Linked DNA regions of Mus musculus: region 2 is linked to region 1. The links are chromatin loops, found by intact Hi-C in ENCODE. Cell type or tissue: heart. All regions are shown on one strand.

Region 1 (8,000 bases):
TCTGCTGAGTAATAGTTCATGTGTTTGCTTTTCTCTCTGTACCAAGAGCTCCTTAACCAAAGGGTCATCTCTTCTTTTTGTTCTCCCAACATAGTACCTTATAACCAGGCATTAACAAATAGTCCTGAAAGTAATGAATGGAAGAACAGCTCAGGTCTATGTCTTCTGCAGTTCTTGGCAGATATAACCACAGTGTTGTTATTACTATTACTTTTATTTTTTGTGATATATCCTTAATCAAAAATATTTTATGATAAGTCATCTAATTGACAATTATTTTATCAATAAACTTATCCTTATTTATCATATTTTGCTTATTTGTTAAGATTGCTTTAAATATTCCATTCCTTCATTTTTATAGCAAATTACTATTGAGTCTTTAATTTGCCATCTCATATCTTATACCATAGGCATCCAATGATATCCAACACACACACACACACACACACACACACACACACACACACACACACACACACTGTTCTTGAGATAGAAAAAAAATCCAATTGGGAATTAGTTACATTAACCAAATACTCTCCCCCAAAATGTATGATTCGAGATGCTTGTTAGTACTACTAAAGAATGATTCATGGCATAATGTAGACCCAAGGAGATTGCAACGTTAGGATGTGGCTAAGAAAATACCTTTTGGTTATGAGCTAAATGGCAAGCAGAAGTTCTATGCTCAAAGGACTGGAAGGGTGCAGATGTTTTTAGGTAGAATGTGCGCAGGCCTTTGGAAAATGGAGCATGGAAGTTCAAAGAACTAAAAGAGAAGATGAGAATGGCTAGGGTAGTGGTGGGGTCAGGGATGGCATGGAAAAGAAAGAGATGCAGGGGAATACAGTAAAATGAGATCAAGCTTGAGCCTGTCAGGGTTAGACCACAGGCCCAAAAAATATCTTAAGAATTTTGGTTTGGAATTCTAAGAGCCATAGGGTAGGCATGTGAGCCAAGTTGACTGGCATCATGTGAAAAACCTTCACTTTAGTAATACGAAAAGGGATGGGCTAGAGAAAAACACAGCAATAGAAAATTTAGGAAATTACAAAAGGAGGATATGAAATTAATCCAAATATATTTATATGGCGGATAGGTTATTTCTCTGCCAGTGAAAGAAACCAATTCGAGCCAGATTAGAGTATATTAGAGGCAGGTTTATCGGGAGTCTGCTCTCAGGTGAGTTCGCAGGCTGGGGGCTGGGGAGGAAGGAGAGAGCGAGAGTGAGAGCGAGAGCAAGAGCAAGAGCGAGAGCGAGAGTGTGCAAGAGAGAATGTCTGCATTGTATAAGGAAATGCCGGGGTGAGAGTGGCGGGGGCGGGGAGGGCATCCCAGCCCTTGAACAGGGTTGGGGACAGGGTATGTCAGATAGAGACATTAGAACATAATACTTGCCTAATCCTTTTAAGATTTTCTTTTCCAGCTTTTGCTCTTTATTGCTGACAGGCTCTTTGGCTGCGGCTGGCTCTTCAGGAGCAGTGGGTTCTCTGTCTATCTCTTCAGTGGTTTCTTCATAGTCAACATCCTCATTGTCTGGTGCCTCTGTGTTTGGGGGCTGCTCCTTAGTTTCAGAGGTGCTCTCCTTCCCTCGGGGACTGGCAGCAGACCCATACGTGCTTATGATGTCTTCCAGTTGCCTGCTCAACTCTTCCGCGACATCATGGGCTCCCTTCTCGGGATGCAGGCTTCCCTCTTGCTCTGGCGCTTGGCCTGAGGTTGAGCACCGCTCGCCATCTTGCTTTCCCGGGCCGTTTTGATTGAGTGATGAGCTGTCCCCTGGGGGAGTTGGGTGCTCCACTGAGAGCTGATCAGGATGATTAATCTCCATATGGGAGTGGGGTCTGGTGGGAAGCACAGTCATGGTTCACCTAACGATTTCACTTACATATTAATGATAAGGATATCTCTCAGAGAGGCGCCACCTAATTTTGGGATCCGCCACAGAATAAATGAACTTCCACATACCATCGACACTAAAACTCAGGTCGTATTACTGTCCTATCTTGAGTGTAATCTTCACATTTTAGCACTACCCCTTTTTGTTGAAATTGTTTGAGTTAATTTATGGTATTGTTTTTATGAATATATTTGTCAATTTGTGTTAGGATTTTCAGGTATAGACCTCACAGTCCTTAAAAGTGCTTGCACATAGACATTTTCATGCAAAGTTTAATTTTTATTTAACTTTTAATTTAATATTTAATACAGGAACCATTCTGATTACTAAAAATAATTCGTAACAGTTACATCCATAAGCTATTTTTCAATCTTTAGGTAAAAAGTTTAACTTGTGTATTTTACTACATTATTAGGTAAAATTGCTTTTCTAGTGTTTTCTCCCTGATAATAAGCAACATGCAATTATCAATCAGAAAAAAAAGGGTTTTTGAACTTCAGATTAATGTTTTTTAATTAAAACAGGGAATGAGAAATGTATAAATAAGTCAGTAATATGAATGAATGATGATGATCCTTAGAAATATATTTTCATATGTATATATGTGTATGAGTATTTTCACACATATGTGTATGTGTGTGTGTGTGTGTGTGTACATGCAGAGGCCAGAGAAGGATGTCTGGTGTCACATCCATCTTCTACCTTTAAAACAAGAGCCTCTCACTGAACCTGGCACTAGGATGGCAGTCAGCAAGCCCCAGTTATCCTCCTGCCTCTGTCCCTAACAGCACTGTAATTGCATGCTCATTTGACTGCATCCAAGTTTCCACATGGTTGTCAGGATCAGAACTCTAATCCTTACGCTTGTATAGCAAGCAGTTTTGCTCACTGAGCCATCTCGCCAGCCCACATATAATACTAACTCCTTAAATTTCTATAACATTCTTTTACTCTAGAAACTGACTTCATCTTTGAAGTAAAAAGATGATAATTTTCTAACTTAAAAAGTTCTAGGAAAATGTAAGAATTTTAAGACATAGCAATGTATATCTTAAGCTAGAAAAATAATTCAAATGCAATATGGACTCAAACCAGGCATGCTGGGGCATGTCTACTTCTTATTTGTAAAAGGAAGGCAAGTCAGGCGTTCAAGGTCATTGTCAGCTACACAGAGTCCCTAGCCTGCCTCTGCTATATAATCCTGTCTCCCAGCAGCAACAACATCAACAACAACACCCACATAATAGTAGAGCCTCTGGGAAATATGGAACAACACAGCACATTGCATTAGAGACTCCGGGCTTTGCTCCTACCATGCTGAGGGGCGGAGAGATTTGGCTTAGGGTTTAACTTCTGGTGCGTTTTGTTTACAAATAGAACGCAATAGTTATGCTGCTAACTAATAGCATAAAACTATGGCAGCGTTCCCTAGCTTCACGGGTCGTGCGGTTGTGTTGGCATGTCAGTGGAAACAAAAACATGCTGTGTTATCAACTGCATAGCTTCCTTGGCTCATTTTTAGGGCAAGTGTCAAGCACTTGAATGTAGTAGGTGTTGAACACTTGACTGCCAACCCGAGAGTGGAAGACACAGTGTGGAGACAGTCCCCACCCACCTGTGGCTCCCCCAGGACTTAGGAGGAAGGTCATTCCTTTTAATTCAATCACTTGGTTATCACACAATGTGGCTGCGTCTCCACCACTGCAATCGAGAGCCTGACCTCCGCTCGCCATGCTCTCTGCTATATATAACTCCTGCCTCCCCCAAGCACACAGAGAGACACGTGTCACCTGCTGCCCTGCCAGAAGTTATTTTAAGTTCTTCTAAAATGAGTTCTGACATTTAGCCCTTCATCCCTAAAGTCAAGAGAATAGGCTCTCAGTCAGACTAAAAATTGTGACCATTTACTGGTTTGAATCCATATGTGAACTTTTAAGTGTAGGGGAGATTATCATTGGGTGAGATCTGAAGTCAATCAAAGTTCAAAGCAGTTATTTCAAACAGTCCACGGGCATTTTACTGTGGTTAGGCTACATGAAAATGTTCACGTGATCTATTCAAGCTTAGGTCTATGGATATTCTTTAAATTCCTGTTCCACATTAGTTGATGTGTGTGTGTGTGTGTGTGTGTGTGTGTGTGTGTGTGTGTGTGTCAGTCTCAGCACCTCAAATGCTCCACTGATGTGCAGTATCTCCAAACTCCAACCTTCTTTTAAAACAGTAACCTATTTTGTTTAGAGGACAATTTACTTCTTTAAGACACCTCAGAACAAACTAACAAGAAGGAAAACCAAATATAAACAAAGTCAAAGAACCTTAAAATCGTCCTTTTTGTAGCAAAGTTTCTTCTCACAAAGAAACTCTAAAATCTGTCTTTTACAAACTTTATTGGCTCTGTGCCCCTCCGGGAAGGAGGAATGTTTCCCCTGTGCTAGCTGTGGCTGCTCACACACGCACACGCACCATCCCTTCCTGATCCACCCGCTGTCTTGTGAAGTTGAACAATGGAAAGCCCTTCTACCATTTGCTGGCGTCTGTAACTTTTGAACACTACAGACTACAGGCTACAGGCTGCCCCTCAGGGCTTGGGGAAGTGTTTGTCATACTTACCAGAAGGAAGGGAGCTAAGCAGGAAGAGAAAAGAGAGGAAAGAGGTGGTAGAGTCAGAGGAGGAGCAGCAGCAGCAGCAGCAGCAGCAGCAGGAACAGGCAGCAGGGCTGAGTTCTTACAAGGAGGGAGAAACTGCACACACACACACACACACACACACACACACACACACACACACACACACGCCCACAAAAGGAGGGGGCGGGGAAGGAAACACCCGTGACGCAGCAAGAAAGAAGTCTGCCTGTGCTTCAGTAGGTGTCGCCAGGGGAGTATCCTTTGAAAGAAAAGCAGCTGGTGAATTGTGAGACTCTCCATGTTTAGCCCTCTTTAAAATTCAAACCCAGATGAATGGCCTCCTGGTGCGGTTTTCTGACATTGTTGTTATTTTGGAACACATCAGGAGTGTTTTTATTTCTTGGTTTATCTCCGTGGGGTTTATGATTCAACCCTGGATTAGTTAGTATCAGGTTTCTTTTAGGAACCACCAAAGATGCGGTGTGGCACAGCACAGGAGAAGTGGCAGAGACACTAATTCTGAGGACACTGCTTTCTTGTGGTTGTTACTATTGTTTTTGCAAAGTTTGAAATGCACATTTAGGTGGCTTTTGGAACTGTGGTTTAGGTAGTCTTTGCATGTGTGCTGTGTCCAGAGCTGACATCTCATCAGCTTGTTCATCCTAAAAATGCCTTCCTAGGGCCTAGAGGCAGAGGTAGGTGGCTCTCTGTGACTTCAAGGCCAGCCTGGTCAATATGGTGACTTCCAGGACAGTCAGAGGAACGGCTTAATATCCTGTGTAAAAGAAACAAGGATTAGCTTGTTAGCTTCCTCCTAACTCATAGCCATTCATGGGTGCCTTAAGCTTTCTGGGGAATGTATTTCCATGTTTTACCAAAACAGATTTAGTCTTGGCACAGCATCTCTGAGAATTTAGTCACCCCAAAGACATCCAGCCCTTGAATCTGGCACTTTACGTGTAGAGGGGACTTGCAGATGTGGTCAAGGATTGTGGGGTGGAGAGTCATCTAGAATGATCTGAGGGTGACCACTAATCACAGAGTCCTTATAAATGAGGCAAGCAGGCTGAGAATCAGATCAGATCTGTCGATCTAAGTGGGGTGTGTCATGGAGTAAGGTCCTGCGTCGAGGAGCATAAGAAGCCTTAGAAGCTGGGAAGGCAACAAAACACTCTTCTCTCAAGCCTCCAGAGGGATGCAGCCACACCAACAGCTTCACCTCAGACCCCATGGAACTCATTTTGGACTTTGACCTCCAGCACTGTAAAGGAGTAAGTTCACGTTTTTTAAAAAGCCTCTACCTCAGTGTCAGATTGTTAAAGGGAATGAAACGGAAGCTAACGTGCACCCCACTCCCAAGTGCTTCCCTACTTCCTGAGCTCGGGGTGCTGTAAGTCACAATCACAGAAAGGGCTGAAAAGGGGTGCAGGAAAGGCATGATGGGAAGAAGCAGCCTGAGAAGGAGAAACTCTGACAGAGACACTGCAGTGACTGTTAATCCTGGGATTTGCCAGAGAAAAAACCCCAAGTCCACCAGCTCCGGGCAAATTAAAGCTAGCTTTATTAAATATTAAATACTGACCACCAAATCCTCGACTTTAATCAGGACCATTCCCTGGAGTTTCTCAGCTGGAATGGCCTTGAGCCTGTGTAGCAGGGATTTATAAGGATGACCTATAGGCCATCATAGTTTCCTATGAGGCTTTGTTATTTTCTGAGAACTACAACTCCCAGCATTCCCGGAAGTTACCTGGTCCTTGGGCAACTGGGGTTTACAGGTTAATTTCGGGCCTTTCATGGCAAACACAATGAAACTGGTGAAAGAAAATAATATTCTCTCCTTAATCCTCACATCGTGAATATTCGGTTAACACCACAAATCAGAAGACAGCACATCCTGGATTGGAGCAATCAACTCAATCAGATCTCCAAGTGCAGATCAGTTCTAAACAATTTTAAATAAGGTACTGTTAGGGTACATTTTGTGAAGGTATGTTTCTGTGTCATCAATTGTTTAACGGGTACCTGCAGAGAGCTAAGTACTCGTCGCATCTTGGTATTGTTGTTTCCGTGGCCCATCGCCAGCCTCATATTTTTGCAAACATTCATCCTTCCTTCCTTGCCTATTGGATGTAATAAAAAACTGATGGCCAATAGCTGAGCAGGGACTAGGAGGCGGCACTTCCAGGCAGAGATAGGAACTTCGGGAGAAGCAATCAAATGCAGGAGGTTCATCAGGGATCACAGAAGGGATGATTCAGGCCGGAGCAGAGAGGTAGACCTGGCCATGTGACAAGATGTAGGCCAGAATTAGTCAGCTAGAGTCGTTGGGAGACTGCCAAGCTGAGGCATTAAAATATTATTGACTCCATGTCATTATTTATACAGCTGGGGGTGGGGTCCATGAAAAGTCCCACTTTGAGGTGCAGGCCCTTTTAACAAAATAGTTTCCATTGAAACTAATGGAAGAGGAAATCTAATGACAGGACTGTCTTATTATGTTATTGTGTGTATATATACATACAATATGTACTAACATGAAAACAGGCATAGCTTTCTTATACCTGTCCCTTTCTTTTCTCCCTGCCACTCCATAGGGTTTCTCTGTAAGTTTCAAAGTGAGTGCCCACTTTTTAGACAAGACTAGCCTGCAACTCAGAGAGACCTGCCTGCCTCTGCCTCTCAAGTGCTGGGATTAAAGGCGTGTGCCACCACCACCTGGCTAACCTTTCTTAGAGTTATTATAAAATATACATTTTCATATATGTATCACTTTAAAATTCCACAAAACTGAATCACAGAATGACCCAACTCTCTCTAAAGATATTTGCATAGGAGTTGTGTGTTGCTAAACACCATTAATGCTAGTTCCCTAGGGTTTTTGTTGCTGTTGTTGTAAACATCCTATGATATTTTAAATGTCAGGTGTGGTTCAGTCAGCTGCTTGACTGATTGACAGCTGACATATTCTCTACCTTAACGTGGCTGTGTGGAGTAAGAGGCATCTCAACTCTTAAACACAAAACAAAACAAAACAAAACAAAACAAAACAAAACAAACAAACAAACTTCTCTGGCCCTCCAGGAATCACATAACTTCAGCTTCACTAACAATTGTGATCAGGATTGGAACTGACGCCAACAAGGTCTGCTTTGGGAGACCATGCTCCAGCCGGGACCTCTTCCCACACAATCTGTCTAAGATTTGGAAGACTCTAGATAACAAGGCTAGACAAACCTTGGTGAGCTCAGCATCTCCTCCTGCTGTGACTCAGAAAAAAAAAAAAAAGTCCAGTGACTGGTGGACGGGGAACCGATCATTGGTCTTTGTGTAGGGCTTGAGTCAGGTGGAATCCGGAGCTGCATATGTGGAACTAGGAGTGGTGGAATCAGACTGAACATGTGCATCTGGGCCCCTCTTCTGGCTGCTTAAACAGACTACTCTTTTCAGGTGAGTCTGCGTAACTTCCACCATG
Region 2 (8,000 bases), 150 kb before region 1:
TGATTACCTGAAGCAACAATTTTAAAAGAGCCAGAATAATTCCTTGCCATTGTCCTCTTCAAACTAAACTTAAATCTTTGGGAATTAGTGTATTATTCATTCAGCCTTCCATTTTCATGATGGAACACCAGGAAAAGTCAACTTAAAAGGAGGGAACATTTATTTTGCTCTACAGATGCAAAGGCAGCCATCTATAGTATCACATTGCTTTGTCAATTTTGGGTCTGTGGTTAGGTAGCTCGTCATGGTAGAGAGAGTGTGTTGGGGCAAATTGTTTTTTGATTATGTCAATAAAGATGTCAGAAGCTAATCTTCGGGGAAAGGAAAAGAGGTGGGATTTCCAGGTCTCAGGGGGAAGAGGAGGGAAAGAGATAGAGAGAGGCTTTTCTGCCAGGCTTTGGCGGGAGGAGCATGAACCATGTAAGGCCTGGGGGTGACTGAATGGTGGCACCCTCTGCCACCAGTGGAATTCTAATACAGGATAGCTGAGAGTTTAAGGCCATAGATTCTGCACCCAGCAGTTGTAATATCTGGCTAGTTTAAAAATATTAAGGCTGTCTGGTGTTTCTATCCGTGGCGACTCAGGTGGGCAAGAGAAAGGGCATAGCCTGGGAGGTTGTTAGAACATTGGCGGAGCTAGCGCTGCCACGAGGTTGGACTGGTGGTTTGGCAGAGTTGAGTGAGACCTGAGTAGATTGGTGAAGCTAGCTGTGGAAGGTGGATGAGATGACCATGGGCAGCAGTTGATCTCAAAGCAAAATGTGTGCTGCGGCACCGAGCAAGGAGCAAGCGTGCATTTAAATCACATGCAACAGGTTAAATGCACAGTTTTGAGAATGAGTATTGTTTTCATCTAGTGATGACTGAGGTCTAAGACAATGCTGAAGCCAAGCTGAGAACAAAGACAGCTCAAAAGGTCAAACCAACAAAAATTACAACAGGGAAACAATATCCTTATCTCTCCAGCCTAGTCCTGAATATTTGTTCATTCTTTTTCTCAAAGGTATAAATTGCTTATCTTCAAAGGCTTATTACTGTTTAAAAAAAAAAAAAACTTGTAGAGAATTGTCTAATAGAGCCCATGATATTCAAGGGGAAAGAAAGCCGAGTGGAATAGAATGGTACCTTTGTGAAGTGAATTTCAGAGCACATGATTTGATAAGTTAAAGACCGAGAAGGCATGTGAGAGAGGTATACAGCACAGCATAGCTTTCAGTCTTAGTTCTTTTTCTAGACGTATCTAAGGTGAGGGGATCTACCTCATTCTTTCTCCCTCTGTATGCAACCCCCATTCCTAGGCTTGGTGGGAAAAATGGAAAAAGTTGGGATGTCAGGATTGTAGTGAAATTTCAGAGTATAGAATGTGGGAAAGAGGGTGCTTTAGTATCACTTGAGTTTTGTTTCTAACATCTTCATTTTTGTACCTTGCCTTTGTACCAATAAAACCGGAACAATAGCCTCTGTGTCAAATTTGACTAGGTCTAAAATTAGATACGAAGGCTGAACATGGAAATGGCCCAGCTTCTCCTTTCTCCCCTTTCATTCTGCTGTAGTTTGAATGAGAAGGTGACTCGCACAATTAACTAGAACTGCAACTGGCTGGGTGCCTGTGTACTTTCAGCCAACTATATTTCTGTGGGAAGGTTTCCAATTCTTAAATCTCAGTTATGGAGAGGTGGTAGGCAGCTGGTGTAGATGCCTGTCTGCAGGGTGGGTGCGTGCTAACTCTGATCAACGTTGCATGACAGCAGAGGGCTTATTCAAAAAAAATTCTCAATTTTCTTGTAATTCATCACCACCAATTTAAAAAACAAAACCAAGTCTAGAGGTAATGTAAAAATATATTTTGAACTCTTCTCACTACCTCTCATGAGATGTAACAGTAATGAAGTTAATGAAATTTAAGTGCCATATTTACCTGGTATCTCCATCCACTGTCCTGCTGATGCCTCCATTAATGTCATAAGTTCTTTCAGTTTTCAGACCATCTTGACTGTACTCCTTAATTCCCCAATTTTAAGTGGCCACTGACTCTTCCTGCATCTACCTCCAATTCACCTGTCTTCATTTATTCATTTTTCTTGTAATGGACTTAATGTCCTACCATGTACAATACACTGTGTGTATGATAAGACAGACACAATACTGCCATCACAGCAAGCTCCAAACAAGAGACAAGTGAGTGAATAACTTCATCCTAAGTGTGTAATGTAAGCCTTTTTGGTGAAAAGGTATGAGGGTCCATGGAGGCAAGCCTAACTTTGGGTTACCAGAGAAGACTTGGTAAGTTATTAATGGCTTAGTGGAGATATTAAGGTTCAGAAGAAATACAGGCAGAAGAATCCTTTAGGTATATTTCACACATTTGAAAAATTTGTACTAAACATGATAGTGGAGAAGGCTTTATATTAGACTGCAGAGTTAGAAACACAACCTGCCCTGTTCTACTGATACAGGGTGTGTGTATGTGCGCACAATGTGTGAATATAAGACATAAACACATCATAAGCACAAAATAGCTATTCTCTAGCTGGGGAGATACTTAAATTGGTAAAGTGCTCTTTGTACCAACTTAAGAACTTTATGTGACCCATGTAAAAACTGTGCACAGACACACATATCTATAGTCCCAGAGCTGGGAGGCAGAGAAAAGTGGATCCCTGGAACTCACCAGCTGGTCATCTAATATGTCCGTGAGCTCCAGGTCCATAAGAGACCCTGCCTCCAAAAAATAAGGTGGAGAGGAATAAAGGAAGACACCTGATACTAATCTCCAGCACACACATCTCTCTTCCACCTCTCCCTCCTTCCTTCCCTATCTATCTTAGCTATCATTTGGGCCTTCTAAAGAATTACTTTCCTTTAACATATAGTGTACTGCGTCCAACTAGCAATTGCTCTCAAGAATACAGTGTTGCTCCAGGCTCTGCCCATCAGAATCCTGGCTAGGAAGTCATGTGGATGGCTCTTCTCTGAGCAATTCCTTGGCCATCTTTCTAGACCCTTCAACCTAGCCACAGTGCCTTGCCTCAACAGTCCAGTCGATTAAAGATCACGCCATAGGAAGAAGACACTGTAAACGAGTTCAGTGTTTTTCTGTAGTCATGGATCAAGAATGTCATTTATACATTCACCAAGATCAGTTCAGTTGTTTCTTACGGCACCCAAGATAAAAATATGGCTGTTTCATGCGAGGGAACAGAGGAAAATTATTTAAGCATATACATTGCCAACGTAATCAGAGGTAGACAGGAGAAATAAACTGTGATACTCGGGACAGCTCTTCTGGTAAGGTATGGGATCATTCTGAAGAAATGAGCTGAGATCAGAAGGGTGGAAAGGAGCGGGTCTTTGAAAGGGGCAGAAGAGAGTGCAGAAAAGGAGATTACATCAAACTCTTCCCAGGAACCCTGTGCTCTCATCTCTTTTTCTTTCTTTCCGTTTTTCTTCTTTAATAATAGATTTTTAATACACTATATTCTGCTCTTCTTTCCCCTTCTCCAGCTCTGCCAAGATCCTCTCCACCTCCCTTCCCAGCCGAATCCACAGCTTTCCTGCCTCTTCTTAGAAAACAAATATGCATCTAAATAATAATAAAATAGATAAGATGAAAACAAACACACAATATAGGACAAAACAAACAAATGAAAAAGCATGAGAAAGTCATATAGATGTATTCGTTCAGTGAGGAATTCCACAAAAAACAGAAAACTGGAAGCCATATGTCTATACAAAAGACCTAAAAAGATTACACATATATATATATATATCCCTGACAAAACATTCTGAGACAAAGAACCTCTTAAGATTCAACTGAGTCTCTTTTGTGTTGGCCATCTACTGCTGAGCATGGCTGTGCCCTCACTTCTTCACCTCTGATGTCCTCCTCACAACCCGGCCGTTCTCTCCAGACAACTCAGTCTTCTTTGTGCAGCCTGGCTCCTCCTGGCTGGCTCTGCTTCTGACAGAACCGACAGAACCCTTGGGTCTCTGGTTGGTAGGTCTGGGCTAAATAAGCTTTCCACCACGAGACTGAAGAATTCCCATACAGGAGCTCAACTGCACTCTCCAGAAACTCCTATCTTACCATTGTTGAGCCGCAGAGCCATTGAGCGAATTATTAATCCGAAACCCTTTGTTTTGCTCTCCTGTTCTAGTCACCTGTTTGTTTTTCCAGACCACGTTGTCAGGTTTAGCTCCAGTAAGGTCAGAAGGCCAGTTAACAACTTCACGAACACTGCCTGGCTCCCAGTCGTGGCTGTCAGCACACGCGGGAAGCCCGCCAGCCTCCCTCTCCCAAGAAGGCGCCTGGATGACGTCACCCAGAGCCGAGGGCTGAGCGCCGAGCGTGACGTCACGGGGGCGGAGCGAGTTGCCGTGAGGTCACTGGGTGGGCGGGGCCGGGCTCAAGCCCCAGTGTCGTCACGGGCGGGGGCGGGCCTGGAGCGTGTCAGCGCAGCCGAATCAAAACAAGCCCGAGACCCGCCTTTTCCCTCGGGCTCCTCCGCGTCTCGCTCTGCTCGGGGGCCCGTTGCGCCCGCGCGGCTGCGAGCCTCGGGTGGCCGCGCGTGGCCGCGCCGGCTTCTGCCGCGGAGGGCGCGGCGGCCGGAATGTCGCGGCGAGGGCCGCGCGGCGGGGCGGGCGCCTGAGGAAGAGCGGCCGGCCCGCGCTCTCCGTGGCCGCCCCGGTGCGGCGGGGGAGCCGCCTTCGTGGGCGCCGGGGACCGGGACACCCGCGAGCGGGCCGGGGAGATGCCCAACCCCAAGAACAGCAAAGGCGGCCGCAAAAACAAGCGCGCCAACAGCAGCGGGGACGAGCAGGAAAATGGAGCCGGGGCCTTGGCGGCGGCGGGTGCGACAGGCGCGGCGGCCGGAGGGGCCCTGGCGGCGGCGGCGGCGGGCTGCGGGGCGGCGTCGCCCGGCGCGGTGGGCACCGGCGGCGCGGCGGGCCCGGGAGGTGCGGGCACGGGCGCCGCCAACGCCACCGTCGCTGCGGGGGCTGCAGCCGCGGGAGACGCTAAGAATGGTAAGACGACAGCGGCGGGGCGAGCGCCAACTTCCTCACCGACGGGCGGGCGGGCGCGGTGGCGGGGCCCTGGGTGGCGCGGGCGGCGCGTGGACAATGCGAGTCAGGAAGTGCTCGCCCCGCCCCACCGCCCCGCGCTGCCTTTCCTTTCGTGGTCCCCACGCGGAGCGGCGTGGACCGGGGCTGCGGGCCCCGCGGCGGCGCTCCGGTTGGTGCCTGCTCCCCGTGGTGCCCGCGCGGGCTGAGTCTGAAATGTCCCGGGTTGGTGGGAGCGAGGCAGCGGGCAAGCAGGAAAAGGAGCCCAAGTTAGAATGATCCGATTGGAAACTTCCCTGCTCACCGCGACCCACCCACCCACCATTGCCCCCAAAGAAGAAAAGCTGCAATTCCCAGCAGATGTAGGCCTGTTGCCTGATTGCCACAGGTGGAGAGAGAGAGAGAGAGAGAGAGAGAGAGAGAGAGAGAGAGAGAGAGAGAGAGAGAGAGAGAGAGTGTGTGTGTGTGTGTGTGTGTGTGTGTGTGTGTGTGTGTGTGGTGTTCATTTAATTCTCTTGTCTTGCTCGAGGAAGGAAGAGAATCTGAACTTGACTTCCGTTCCCAACCTGAAGTGTTTGGGTGTCTTTTTCTTTTTTTTCTCTCTCTTTCTTTCTCTCTTTTCTTCCTTTTCTTCCTTTCCTTCTTTTCTCTTTCTTTCTTTCTTTCTTTCTTTCTTTCTTTCTTTCTTTCTTTCTTTCTTTCTTTCTTTCTTTCTTTTCCTGTCCCTTGTATAATTGTTTCACATTTGTTTTTCTGAAGAAGCCCTGATAATTTCATGAGCGCTTGAATGATCCTTTAGAAGGGAGGAATGCAGGTAATAGCTAAGGTGTGACAGGATTTTCCCTTCTTACCACAGGATGCCTGACATTTATTTGGGCAGCTTTTAAACTTTTTTCTTCTCAGGTAGTTTTTCAGGGGAAAAAAATGTACATTTTAATGTAAGTAGATGAGAATCGTTAGAATCGTTATATTTGCTTCTTAACAGTTTTCAAAGCCATCCTCTATGTAGATGGTCTCCCATAAAAAGGGCTACAGTACTTACAAGAATGCCACAGTGATTCCCATAGGAGATAGACTACAGGCTGTTGGAAAGGGCCCCCCCCTGGCTGAGCCCCTGCAGTTTTGAAATAGGAAGATTTGTTTATTAGGAGGAGCAAACTTACACGTTTGTGAGTGTTTGATAGTGTACTATCAAAACTTGGCTAGCCTATTTGGCTAGCCTGTGCCGGCTCTTGCTTTCTTATCTCTAACCGTCCTTTTGATATTGATGTGACAGAGAAGATGATACTTAGACTGCATAATACCAGCTCTTCCTCAGCCATTTAGAGCTTTGATATCTGGAGAAAGGCCAGTTTTTCTGAACCTCAGTTTCCTCATAGACACACTTGAGGGAGTGAGGGGGGGCAGTGAGGGTTACACTGGGCCTTTAGAGGATTTTCCTGAGGGAGGCTTAGAGTGACCCTTTACTTTTAAGTTCCCATTTCGTGTTATTTAAAGGCTTATTATGTAAAGGTCGATAAAAGCTCATTGCAAATAATAGATGGCTGGTGAGTAACAGCTACTAGTTATTCATTCAAAAGATTATTTTAGTTATTAGATTATTGTTATTAAATATTAAAATAAATATTTTAAATGGACAACTTTTTAATTTGTAATGTTAATAGTACTGTGTATTAGATAGGGACTAGGCTAATGGTTATACTTTAGTACATCCTCGGTTCTCACAAAGACCTGTGTCTTTACCACACTCTGAAAGATTTGAGTATCTTAAAGTAGTTGAGGAAGTTTTTCTTTGGCAGATGGTACCTGCTAGACTGAAAACATTAAGCCACTTACATTGTTCATTTGAAGTAGTAAACTGGTAGATTTAGCAGTACTGTGTATATCTGGGTAAAGCTATGGCTTTCTTAGTAGGTCTTTATTCTATTAGATGTGGGAAAAGAAGCAGTGGGCCCCCATATTGCCATAGCCACAATCTCAGAAGCTGCATATTCAGGAGCAGCGAGCTGAGGGTTGTGGCGCCTATCTTTGGTGTCACCTTGGTGAAATAGTTTGATTTAACTGAAGAATCATCTCTGTGTTTCTGAAGACAATTTTAACATAGGTTCTTAGGCCTACACAAAATGAATAAGGAGATTGTAAATTATGTGTGTGTGTGTGTGTGTGTGTGTGTAGTATAGATGTAGGGAGAGGTGATACTGGTGAATTTTTATAGGAAGGGGCAATGGACATGATAACAAAGGTTCATTTTGTTTTTTAGCTGTGTGCGTGTACAAATAGCATACTTTTTGGGGTCAGGAGTTCTCTCCTTCCCCAGGTAGATTTCGGGGATTGAAGTCCAGTTGTCAGGCTTCGTGGTAAGCGCTTTTCCCACTGAGCCATCTTGTTGGCTCAAGACTAAATTATTTTTTAATTTTAAAATTATATTAGTTGGACTGCTTTATGATTCCTAAGTATATTGTAGATTTTATTATTATATAATTTTCAAAATTCCTAAATATTTACAGTCTTTTGTTGGTGGTGAGACAGTGCCTTAGCTGTATAGCTCTCAGGCTGGCCTTGAAATGTTTCCTATCTATTACAATTTTACATGGTTTGTTTTGATCAAGTAGGTTTTGAATGTACACTTACATGTAAACTTAATGACTAGTAGGTGTTTCAGGTTTATAGAGTGGTTTTATGTCCTGTAAGTATGGGGCATTGTAGTTACCAAAGCAAGGTCGTATTAGCCCTTAGTTGTTCATTGTTAGTGTAAATAACTCCTCGCTCTATAAAGTTGTTAGCCAGGGGAAGCCTGAGGAAACTGGTATGGTTGGAGTTGAGGTAGTTGAACTGGTTGCTGTTATGCAGTTGAATAGGAATTCAAAGGATGTTGTACTCGTATTTTTTAGATACTAATTTATGAAGCCTTCTGCAAGGAATGGAGGAAGCAAGCCTGA

Evidence for each region. Peaks named below come from ENCODE experiments on the same cell type or tissue, not always from the same donor. Only the 100,000 strongest peaks of a DNase experiment are listed, where the experiment ranks them.
Region 2: a loop joins it to region 1, with 3 times the contacts of the local background. A loop is called at or near these places in 3 of 42 quality-filtered maps.

The regions. Positions count from the first base shown.
Region 1 is chr10:17,792,929-17,800,928 of GRCm38, reverse strand. Txlnb (taxilin beta) reads right to left here and starts at 4,710. Exons shown (of 10, transcript NM_138628.3): 1 at 4,508-4,710; 2 at 1,396-1,841. The coding sequence starts at 1,828. It overlaps Gm20655 (a long non-coding RNA gene), which reads left to right. Exons shown (of 5, transcript XR_871470.3): 2 at 1-7,975. In heart, a CTCF peak has its summit at 4,771; DNase peaks (open chromatin) are centred at 3,548 and 4,688; H3K4me3 peaks cover 2,827 bases; H3K27ac peaks cover 3,812 bases.
Region 2 is chr10:17,944,534-17,952,533 of GRCm38, reverse strand. Heca (hdc homolog, cell cycle regulator) reads left to right here and starts at 4,467. Exons shown (of 4, transcript NM_001033432.3): 1 at 4,467-5,025. The coding sequence starts at 4,752. In heart, no CTCF peak of the experiment used is centred here; DNase peaks (open chromatin) are centred at 4,323 and 5,183; H3K4me3 peaks cover 2,662 bases; H3K27ac peaks cover 1,953 bases.